Regions from separate parts of the Homo sapiens genome. Here region 1 is linked to region 2. Evidence: chromatin contacts called from ENCODE Hi-C or POLR2A ChIA-PET data. All regions are on one chromosome and are shown on one strand. The core of a region is the stretch at or near the end of the contact, and the rest is flanking DNA. Distances in the headings are between cores, read along the strand shown.

Region 1 (5,990 bases), core at 2,322-4,821, 240 kb before region 2:
CTATTTCATTGCAAGCAAAAGAAACTCACGGAGTAACAACAAGACAGCAAAAACTCATTGACTCATTTGCTCAAGCCATAGAAAATGCATTGGCAGGATCAGACTTAAAAGCCAAGTGAAACTAATGACTGAGTGCCATCAGTGTGCTCTGGTTCTCTTTTCTCTGCTTCTTTTTGTGTGGTTGTTTTATTTTTCTACTTTACAGACAAATCTTTTTTCTGTGCAAGAGCAAACATGATGCTTGGCATCTCACAATCTAATAGCTTTCCCCTGCCAGCTCCAGGTAGGAAAATCCCAGGAAGGATTCCAGTTTCCCCAACATTAGTCATCTGTGTATTCTGGTACCAGTAATTGGTATCACCAGCCTGAGGCCTTTGCTTACCACTGTGATCGAGGAATGGAACCTGATATCTGAAAAACAGAGGAAGGGTGTACAGGCCAAGGACTTTCCCACTATCACCAAAAAATTGCCACCATGGGAAGTTTATATGTAGCTGAAGAAAATTTCTATTTGTCCCTTAACAATGAGGGGGAATGAATGATTTTAATAATCTTTTAAACCAATCCATGAAAGAAAACGAATCATGAATGGAATTAGGAATGCCACCCACTGTCTAATTTCTTTATATGTTAGTGAGCTTATAATACAACTCTAGTTAGTACAGCCCTGACCAGAGTTGTGTACATTGTTTGTTTTCAAATTGTAATATCATTGTCATAATATTATATCATCAAATTCTCAAAATGAAAAATTCTAGAGCTATTTTAAGGTAAATCCGTGGATCCATTTTTCATGTTTGTGAAAGGTATGATGTTATGATTATACTATGTAGCGTTGACCTGGTTTTCAAAGCACAGATGTTGAAAGAACTGTCCTGTTTGTTTAATAGACCTTCAAAGGTTTGCCTTTGACACTTCTTGGAAAATACTCAAACTAAGCCCTTTGTTCATGCAAGAAGTAAAAGGAATTTATAAAATTACACTGTGGACTGTAGTCATCTGTGTGAGAATTAACTCATATGACCAATGGCTATGTTCCTTGTTATGACTATTTATAAGGAATGTGTTTAATTAACTTTTGAGATATTTTAAAAGATTTAAGGCCGGGCGCGGCGGCTCACGCCTGTAATCCCAGCACTTTGGGAGGCCGAGGTGGGCAGATCACAAGGTCAGGAGTTCGAGACCAGCCTGGCCAACATAGTGAAACCACCTCTCTACTAAAAATACAAAAATATTAAGTGGGCATGGTGGCGGGCGCCTGTAATCCCAGCTGCTCTGGAGATTGAGGCAGGAAAATTGCTTGAGCCCAGGAGGCGAAGGTTGTAGTGAGCCAAGATGGCACCAGTGCACTCCAACTTGGGTGACAGTGCAAGACTCTGTCAAAACAAACAAACAAACAAACAACAACAACAACAACAAAAAAAATATTTAAAAGATGTCAGTACAAAGTATTTGATTTTTTATCTAACTCATACTATTGCATAGAAGCTCTTTTATTTGTCCATTAGATCTCTAAACGTTTTGGTTTTGTGTTAGGCAGGTTAGAGGTATATCAGGGTTCCTGGGTTGAGCAGTATGGTTGGCCTGGCCACTTTACCCATTTTATTCTTTTGAGGGTAACCCATTTTCCTGTAGCAAGACCTCCTTTTCTGTGTATCAGCAGTTCTCAGTCATTTTTTTAGGTTATAGTCTGGTGAATGAACATAGTTGGAGCCACACTTTAGACCTACCAAATCAGAATCCCTGGGTTGAGTCCTGGACACTTCTTTTTTTGAGACAGGGTCTTGCTAGGACACCCAGGCTGGAGTGCAGTGCAGTGGCACAGTCTTGGCTGTCTGCAACCTCCGCCTCCCGGGCTTAGGTGATCCTCCTGCCTCAGCCTCCCGAGTAACTGGGACTACAGATGCCCACCACCATGCCTGGCTCATTTTTGTATTTTTTTAGAGAAGGTTTCACAATGTTGGCCAGGTTGGTCTCAAACTCCTGACCTCAAGCAATCCACCTACCTCAGCCTCCCAAAGTGCTGGGATTATGGGCATGAGCCACCCACAGCTGGCCCCTGGACATTTTTAATAGGAATTTCCCCAGTGATTCTACTCTGAACCAAATCTAAGAAACTGCTTTTGTGTATTCTAGTACACTGTCATATGTGTATTCTAGTATTGTATGTGTATATTCTTTGTACTCTTAATTCTGTTGTTGCCACATATGAGGATACAGTGACTTTTTTTTTTTTTGCAATCTATACTAACAATAAACACTCAGAGATATCAACTATGGTGAGAAGAGCTTTGCTATCAAATGACCTAGATTGAAATCGTAGCCCTATTACTAACTGACTGAATAAACTTGGGTGAGTCACTTGACTGTATTATTACCCATATCCCTATGGTAAATGGGATGATAAAAGCATCCATTTCTTGTGAATTAAATGGGATAAATTATAATTGTTCTGGAAGATGATTTCCTTATTACCTCTGCAAAGATTTTTTTGTCATTTTAATAGTTAATTATTCTACTATTATGGTTAGTTTAGGTTATAGATTATTTTAATATTAAAATCCCTGGACAAGTCATTTGAATTCAGAACTTCTTAACCTATTTATTTTTCAGATTTGGGGAAGTGATAGTTAAACAACAATTATGATTTTAGTTTCTAAAACATGTAAATAAAATCTCACTTTAAAGTACCTTAAAATATGGTAGGGGTAGATATAGTTCACTGTTTGAAGGTTGGACGCCTGTGATAAAAGAGCTGTTTATATCACCCTGCAGTGTAGTATTATTCTAAATCAGAAATTATTTTGGTCTGTTTAGCCAGCATCAAAGAAGGAAAACAGAAAGGAGACATCGTTATGTGAACATATATTACCTAGTTGAGTAATTTTTTCTAAATTATTTAATCTGTGAAGTAAATATTATTATCAGTCCTACAGAATCATCAGTGCTGGGAAATCATTCATTTGAAAAGTATTTAATATATTCAAAATCAATATAATGAAAAATATATTCTCTTGAAGTAATTATTGTAAGTTTACTTTTTCTCTTTTTCTTCACCTTTAATGAGTCTTTGGCTCCTCTGTCCTCTCATTTTAAGAAATAAAATGTGCTCTAAAATATAAACTGGCACAATAACCATTTGTAGGTCATTCTCTTTCCCCTATGTATCCAAAAAGATTATATTTTAAAACTGCCAAAGTTTCAAATGAGAATAATTTTTATCTATCTTTTTGTTTTTGTGTGAAATATGTTTCAGTCGTAACTCACTGAGTATTTAGCAACATTTAATAATAAAGTAATTTAACTGTCTGCAAAAACCAGGTTCTTCAATTATTGTTTATTTTTAGTTTGATGTGCAATGGAAAATTAAGTTTGTGTCCATATGATTTTTGTATAAAATAATCCTTTTCATATGTTTGGCTTCTGGGTTTTTTGAAAGTCAAACTTCAGAAAATGTGAGGGATTAAAATCTCCACATGTGGCTCTGCCAGACACGTCACAATAGGCTGCTGTTTCAGTGCAACACATGCAGCATTGAGTAGGCGTACTCAGATGATACTGAACTTCCCAAGCAGATTGACTAAGAATGCCCAGGAAGTGGAGTTCACCATAGATTTATTTGATTCTACTAAGATTATAGTCATTTTCAAATACCCTGATCTAGAGTCAGGATAAAATATGTTATTGTCAACCTTACTCTGCTATCATGTTTCCAACATTCTGTGTCAAGTGATTAGCAATGTAACTAATATGTGATTCAAAATAGTTACTAGGAAAAGGAAATGGAAGTTAAGTATTCTTTTTGTTTGTAGACTTGTAGTGCTGTCTTCTACCACATTCACCTTCATCCTTTATGAATGTAGGGACCTGATTTTAATATTTGAGCTTCCATGTTGATAGTAGTTATAGGTTTAGCAGCCATTTGACTTGGAGAAACAGAGCTTCTAGGAATTTAGTAATTTTAAAAATAAACCATATATTTTATCAATTATAACTATCTTCTTATATTTAAGGGAAAAAGCGTTGTTTTCCAAAGAGTAGTTTATTAGTTTATGGAGCAATGCTTATGCAATAAGGTTTTGGGATCCACTCATATATACTTCAGCTTCACAAAAATCAGATGATTTCAGCTTACTGGAGTAGGATGAGACAGACAAGTTATTTACTAAAAATTAGACCTCAGACAAAGTACTTAACTATTTTGAGCCTTCCTTTCTAACCATCTGTAAATATTTAAAAATAGGAATATCATGGAGATTCATTAAGATAAAATACAGAAAACACTGGTGCCTATTTGTGCCTGTTATAAAATTCATCTTTTAACCTTACCAGTAATGAAATGTAATACAAAATTTACTGGTATATTATTTGAATGAAACCTATTTGTCAGCCAAGAAGGATGCATTGCACCTTGTAGAATACAAAAACTTATACTTTCTTATTTGTATTGTTATTGAATTGACCTAGAAACAACTCCTAAAAAAGAAAGAAAGAAGACTGAGTGAAATTTGGCCAAATTTGATTCTTTAATTTCTTCTTACTGCCTTTTTTTTTTCTTTTTGGAGACCAAAGAGTTGATCATTTTAAAATATCTATTTTATTTAAGAATATCTGTAATCTTAGCACTTTGAGAAGCCCAGGTAGGCAGCTCACTTGAGGTCAGGAGTTCGAGACCAGCCTGGCCAACATGGTGAAACCCCATCCCCATCATGGTGAAAGTAGCTGGGCTTGCTAATTTCACCATGTGAGTGGCGCACACCTATAATCCCAGCTATTCGGGAGGAGAATTGGTTGAACCTGGGAAGCAGAGGTTGCAGTGAGCCAAGATCGCACCACTGCATTCCAGCCTGGGAGACAGAGTGAGACTCTGCCTTAAAAAAAAAAAAAAAAAAAAAGAATCTATACAGTTCCTATAAAGTGACATGTTTTCCATTTCATGACTCCTGTGGCTCCCACCTGAGTGTTTTGTTAGCATTCAAGGTCCTTATAAAATTGACATAGAAAAGTGGTTTATCTTTAAAATTAAATTCCATGCCCTCTCCAATGAGATAACAAATAAAACTTGCAGATCTTTTGATACTTCTGTAACAGAACTTTAAAAATAAACTGTGTTTAAGATGAAAGATTGATTTCCCTCCACTCATAGTTTCTTAAACTGAAATGAAAACATTTATTTGTTTGCCGTTCTAATCTCAAAATGACTTGCAAGTTTATGATGTGTTCACCTTTGGAAGATGAGAGCAAGTAAACCTCAGGAGAATTATGACCTTAACTATATAGCCAGTTTGAAAATATTTCTCTTTGCCTTTCTTTTTTTAAAGATACCATTTAATTTCACCCTAATTTAAGACTAGTTATCCATCTTTTCTTATAAGTTAAATAAATCATTTTGCTGTATATAATGTTGAAATATTTTTATTAGATTTATGGATCTTTTTAGATTGTTGGTATTTATACAAGGGATTAACATTTTAAAATTAAAAAATACTAAAAATAAGGGACCGGCCCTACAGCTATAGAACTCCACAAATAATGAAGGAGGGTCATGATTGCTTGTTAGAAACAAAAAGGTTTTTAACAAGATACATCTAATGCTGTATGTCTCCTACTCCCAAGTTCAGTCTAAATTCGGGAAGACTTCAGTGCCCAGTTTCTTTCTCTCTTGGAGAAAGTGAAATGGGGAGTGTTAGATGGATGTGAGGCAAAACCTCAAAATAAGGTTTTGGAAGGAGGGAAGTTAGATTTTAGTTACAGGAACTAGGCTTGGCTTGGAATTGTAGGAATAGGGGTTGGCTTGGAGTGATAAAACAATAGCTTAGCTTCAAGGATGGGGTGGGGGTGGGGAGGTGGGAAAGCATGGCCAGGTCATAACAGAACTGCCTTACAGGACTGACTTGATGAGAAGCCAGTGAGTCACATGTCCTTATATTTCCCTTGCCGAGGGAAGCAGTGCTCTAGGGCTCCTCTGGCCCTGAACCTGCAAGTAAGAG
Region 2 (6,009 bases), core at 2,654-5,153:
ATTAACAAAATTACTACCAGATGGTACAGGTTTACTCTTCTTAAATCTTACAAATCGAGGTGATCACAAAGCTTTAAAAGCCTATTGCATTAGAAACAGGCTTTTGTTTAAGTCACCTTTAAGAGCATCATATTGTATGGGAACATTTCAAAAGCAGTTGAGCTTAATCTGTATAATACTGGCTGGAAATAATGTAAATTTGTCTCTTTGAGTGGATAGAGTACAATTTACTAAGGAATCCATGATTTCTTATTCCTTAGCCTATTCACATGCATGGTGTCACTCTTCTCTCACCTCGATATATGACATCACTGTATTGTTCCATGCATCATGTATATAAAAGATCATGCCACATTTCCCCATCTTTATTAGGGAAGCTTATAAATATTCTGATTAACCTTTAAACATTCATGATAATAAGCACATGTTTGCATGGGAAGAGAAGAGGCATTCTTCTTCATAGAAATGTATGTGGGATATTTACCTTACAACATTAGTCCTACAGACAACACATGCAAATATGAAATGTAAACATACACATTGTTTTTTTTCTGCTGACAGTTACATGGACTAATGGCCATTAGGTTGGATGTCCAGATTGGTTAGGCTTAAATATGGGGTGTGCTGGAAGGGGGAACTTCAATGTAATATGCTTAAGGAGGTCCATGGATAGCACCTATTTGTTCTTCCAGCCATTCAGTTTGGGGATCTATACGTTTTAAAAATATTGTGAATTTGTAGTTTATGGCGTGAGAAGCAAAGAAAATATAAGCTGTTGTTCTCTATCTCAAAGAAAGCCCTCTATAGAAGCTTTACTTTGGATCTATGTAGAATGAGCTTCAGTGTACTTACCAAATGATCTGGAGCAAGTTTTGATACTCTCAGAGCCTTAATTTTCTAATCCAAAATATAGGAAAATACACCTTGTGAGAATGTTTTCGACGTTAAAAATAATGCATGTAACAATGCTATGTATATAGCTGGTGTTGGTATATCACAGTTCTCATTAATTAAAACAATACCAGTAATACAGATTGTTGCTTAAATACATTGGCACATTTATTAAATTGACCACAGATTCACTGATGCATTTTTCGTGTACTGCAGGAAGAACTGTCAAAAGCGGTTTACACACAGGACATAATGTTTTTCAGATGTTAAGCTTTTGCAATTCTTAAGTTCTTTAAAATTTCTATAGAAACACCAGAGAATTTAAATACATTTGTTATTTTAGTATGGAGTGGTCAGAATTTGAATTTGTCTGCTATAATGCAGTATAAAATAGTGTGCTTTTCACATAAATTTGAAGATATTCAGCATTTTTTTTCAGAAGAGATGACTGAAATCATAAGAATTCTGTATGTCCAATCTCTTAGATTGTGAACAATTCTGATAGTGTACTTTCTATGTAAGTGCTGTGTTTTTAAATGTTAAAACTAGGAGAAAGTTTTTGCCATCACAGAACATATATTCTATGCAGAAGAAAGGCAGGAAATGTCAGATCAAGCTTTTTTCATTGATTTTACTTTGTTCTTTAATCTTCACACTGACTGATATAACTTCTAGTGCAGGCTTTCCCATCCCTAAATGCTGGAACTCTTAAGATCGGTTTATATGGAAGCAACCTAGGATGCACAAGATTCTGATTTTTCAGCTCAAAGTTCCAACAGTATATCCTAGACGTAGGTTAGAAGCCATATAAAACACTCATATCCCTTATTACAATTAATACCGTTTGTATTACATTTTCTGTTCAGCATGCTTTTGTCTTGGCTATGGAATGGAACCATTTATGACTAAGAAAGAACATTCCAAATAAATATCCCTCCAAACAGTTTTTACAATACTCTTTACACAGATCATTTTCTCTTTTATTTTGTTTTCACCAATAACTATAGAAATAGAAATGGTCAGGATGAGTTTATTTTTATTTCTTATTTGTCCATGAGTTAATTATTAGTTCTCAGGAAATAGCAAAAGTACCTATTGATAATTTTGAAGTTTAATGTAGCCCACCAGAAAGCTCCTTTTTAAGCGCTAGGTCAGACCTGTCTTTCTAAGGTCGTATTTTCTTCCTCACATTGAAGAATTAGCCTACTTGCTTCCTCTAAGGATGTATGTAGAAATATTTTAATTCATGTTAACATGTGTATTGTTGGAAGATATGGGATTTATTTATGTTTTGAACGTGTTTTCCATAGGAAATGAGGCACAAATTTGCCAAGTGAGTGAGCTACATTCTAGCATAATCTCGTGTTCAACAAAGGAGGGTGAAGCAACTGGCCATATGGATATTGAATCTCTTACCCTGGTCTGATGAGCCCTAACTTCTGATTAATCAATTAAGCTTGTCACTTGCAAGCTCTTCTTTTTCTCCTTTGACTCTTTGGGATTAAAATACCACAGAATGTGTGTGAGTGTTTACTTCAATTTGTAGCTATTTTAGGAATATTTCTTCTTCTGTAGAATCTTAATTAGTAATATTAAATGCTGTTTATATTTTTGAATAAAAAATGCATTTCTGTAAAGTAAAATTGGTCAATCTATATCAAGGAATCCCTTGCATACCCAACCTTGATTTGACTTTGCCATGGTTATGAGTCTTCTACAGAATGTAAGTCAATGTAAATTTCAAGGGTAACAAGTTATACGTGGTCTCTGGAAAAGGCTTTATCTTAGCAAGCATTTGGTAGTGAGGGAATTTCTCACACTGGACCAAACTATAGAGCTAAGTATAAGAACCCAGAGAGAGGAAAAGGGATTTACTGTTGGCAAAGTATTTTCAGCTGGTGTACTTGTAATTCAAAAGAGCCAAGAGTTTGAAAATAAGCTTTTCTCCCCTCAAATACTATGAACATTTGTCATCTTTATTTCTAGAGTATAGTCATAATTCCCTTGTAGATTTTTATTTCAGGCTGTCTTAGCTGTGACTGTATGTAAATTCAGAATTAGAGCCAGATGGTTGGAAGAGGTGATAAAAAGCAAACCTGGTTTTGTGGGAAAGTGAAAATTGCCCATAAGACTTTGTTTTTTACCTTTAAAACAGCAGGACACTGTTTCATGAGACCTGTGAAGGAAATAATACATTAACTTTAATAGCTATAAGCTAAATCAATTTTTCATATTAAGGCTGAATGCTACCATGTAATCTACCTAGAATTTTCATAGAGGTAAAAATCAATTAGCTTTCTTACTTTTAGAAGATAGCTAGCAAAGGCTAAAACCACTCTTTATATTGCCTCCTTTTATAGGATTCACTTTGGGGTTCTAGTCTTAATAATTTGGGAACCAGACACCTGGGGAAATCTGCTAAAAAGCCTTCACTGTTTCATCTGCTCTCCATTTCATCAGCACTCAGCAGTTGTCTGTTCCTGGTTAATACTATAAATTAGAAGGGGCTTTCCTGGTTGATTGCTTTAGGCTACGTACCTCTGTCTAGCCCAGGAAAATGGGTGTCCAGCAGAAAAATGCCATACCCAAGGCTTCATATTGTCTTTGAGCTACACCTAAGCAAGCAAAATTGTTGTGTTTAAAGAGGGCTGTGTTACTTCTTTCTATTATTACTTATTAAAATTAGGAATCATGAAAAGGATCTCTGGTGATATACATTGGATAGAGAGCAAGATACTAATTTATACTTTCACAAAGAAAATCATCCTTTCCTTTAACTATGTCTGTCTGCAGGGTGGCTCCCACTTACGTGCAATTAGCAACACAGCTCTTCCTGATGTAGTCTATAATCAAATTATCATAGGTGTGCTTCTGCAGCAGCAAACAGCCAACTACCAATTTATCAATTGTTATGAGGAAGAAATGAGAAATTTAGGAGGAGAAATGGAAATAGCAGAGAAGTGCAGCTGCCAGAGTCCTAGGCGGGGACTCTCCCAGGCCTGTGTTCTCAGCTGGCAGCTCACCAAGCTGTGCAAAGAGCCACGTGTTCCCACTGGGATAATTGCTTTTTCTGCATAAGTCTCTTGTTGCTTCTCTCTGATGATCAAGTGTGTTTAAACTCCTGGCTGAATTCATGTTGGTTTTCAAATGGTATTGTAAAGTGTACCAGGAAACAAATGAAACGGGATCATGTTCTCTTGTGTGTATGTAGCCCAGGCAAATATGGGACGCCAATGGAGAGATCCTAATTGCCTATTTTTCCTCTCAATTCCACTCCTAAGAGAGTAGTTGAAAGACCTGAAACAAGTTATGGCTTTTCTTCATGCAATGCTGTCCTTTTTTATGTCACCAGGAATTTTTAGAATGGTCATTTGATTGCTTTCAATTTATCATTCTCATATTTTCTTTACAATGTGTGTGTACTTGCCCCGGTGTCCTTTTGTTATATAAAACATTTTTTGTGCAAACCCCAGGAACATTATTTACACTTTGAGTAGGCTGTAAATGATGAAATACCCTTCACTTGAGAATAGACTAGTGAATAATTTGTAAAATCTAGGTACTTTTTACAGTTTAATTGAAAGCTGACTAATCTGGGTTTTTTTTTTTTATAACCTAGAAGAAAAAACAAAATCTTATGAATATTGGTATACAATCTGTTTTCCTTAGTTTCATCCATCTTGGGGTACAGTGCTGTCATTTTGTGTTATGAGTTCATATTGGACTGGTCTTGAGTTAAAGACAAGTTTACCCGACAGCCTGTGAACGCACAGCATGAAACCAGATCATATCTAATCAAGAGACTCGAGTGGGAAATAATTAAAATAATGCATTTCTCCTTCCTCCTTTTCCTTCTCCTCCTCCTTCCCCTTTCTCTCTCTTTTAGGGCTCTGTGAACCAGAAGAAAATAGGAATAGAGGGAGGTAAGAAATTTTGGGAAAATGAAGCAAGAATCAATAGCTTTTATAAAAAATAGAAAGATCAAAAAATCTTTAATAAACTTTGCTAACCAAGAAGAACTGTGATTTGGCTGAGGTTTATTGTTTATTTAATCTAAAATAAAATATTTGCTTTGATATTTAAATATAAAATCATTTTGTCATAAATACATAGAATTTTAAAATTATTTTGTGAGATTAGTACAAATAAATATATAAAATATACATGTTTATAGAATATATAAAAATGAATTTCTTGAAATTTGTTCTTACACTTAGAAGTATTGGTCACTAGATCAGTAAATATAAGTTTCTCTCTATCAATGATTTTTGATGGTGATGGTTTTGAATCGATTTATGAACAATTTACATTTTTATCTGATAGCTAACTACATTAAAATGTAGGTCTTAAAGACAAAATTATTAATGTGTATGTTCAGAAATATAATTAAACCATAGTTAACAAAAACATGAAATTATTTAATAAGAGATGTAGTTTTTTTCTGAGACGGAGTCTCGCTCTGTCGCCCAGGCTGGAGTACAGTGGTTCGATCTCGGCTCACTGCAAGCTCCGCCTCCTGGGTTCACGCCATTCTCCTGCCTCAGCCTCCCGAGTAGCTGGGACTACAGGTGCCGCCACCACGCCCGGATAATTTTTTGTATTTTTAGTGGAGACAGGGTTTCACCGTGTTAGCCAGGATGGTCTCAATCTCCTGACCTTGTGATCCGCCCGCCTCGGCCTCCCAGAGTGCTGGGATTACAGGCATGAGCCACCGCGCCCGGCCGAGATGTAGTTTTTTAAAGTATTCTTTTTGCACTACCTACCTGGGACTATGACAAGGAAATATTATAAAATAAGAAATACTGTATTTTCTTTTATATTATATAATATCTGAATTATATGAATTATTTTACTTGATTATATATTTTTATGTTACTATGATACTTTTGGGATTGATTATCCAATTCTTTGTCTGTCATTTGTACAAAATAATTATGGTACTAGCAATGTTTTTGCTTAATTAGAAGGCAATAAAGCATGATTATTTTTGAAAAATAGGATGGCATGCATTAGAAAATATGAATGTTTTAATCTGAACTGTCTAACATTAAAGGCTGATATTATTCTTGTAGCCAGATTGGAAAGTAATGGGTATTACTTTACCTCCTCCTATTCTCT

The links. Hi-C counts contacts between places; a loop is a spot of excess contacts on that map. ChIA-PET counts read pairs that join two places held with the same protein, here RNA polymerase II (POLR2A). Pooled maps may share reads with other maps.
Region 1: a map of MCF 10A shows a loop between it and region 2 (2.3-fold over the local background). The contact joins two enhancer-like sites. A Hi-C loop is called at or near these places in 1 of 168 maps with a recorded cell type or tissue (MCF 10A) and 4 of 50 pooled maps. POLR2A ChIA-PET finds 5 or more read pairs at or near these places in 1 of 52 experiments (WTC11).

Annotation. Positions count from the first base shown.
Region 1 is chr3:78,967,177-78,973,166 of GRCh38, reverse strand. The region is part of intron 3 of ROBO1 (roundabout guidance receptor 1); the gene reads left to right. Among named protein-coding and RNA genes, the nearest start is that of MIR3923, 540 kb to the left of the region's middle. Within about 2 kb of position 3,571, at least 3 of the 41 ENCODE cell types and tissues checked have a DNase peak (open chromatin) inside an H3K27ac peak, as active enhancers do.
Region 2 is chr3:78,726,950-78,732,958 of GRCh38, reverse strand. The region is part of intron 5 of ROBO1 (roundabout guidance receptor 1); the gene reads left to right. Among named protein-coding and RNA genes, the nearest start is that of LINC02077, 680 kb to the right of the region's middle. Within about 2 kb of position 3,903, at least 3 of the 41 ENCODE cell types and tissues checked have a DNase peak (open chromatin) inside an H3K27ac peak, as active enhancers do.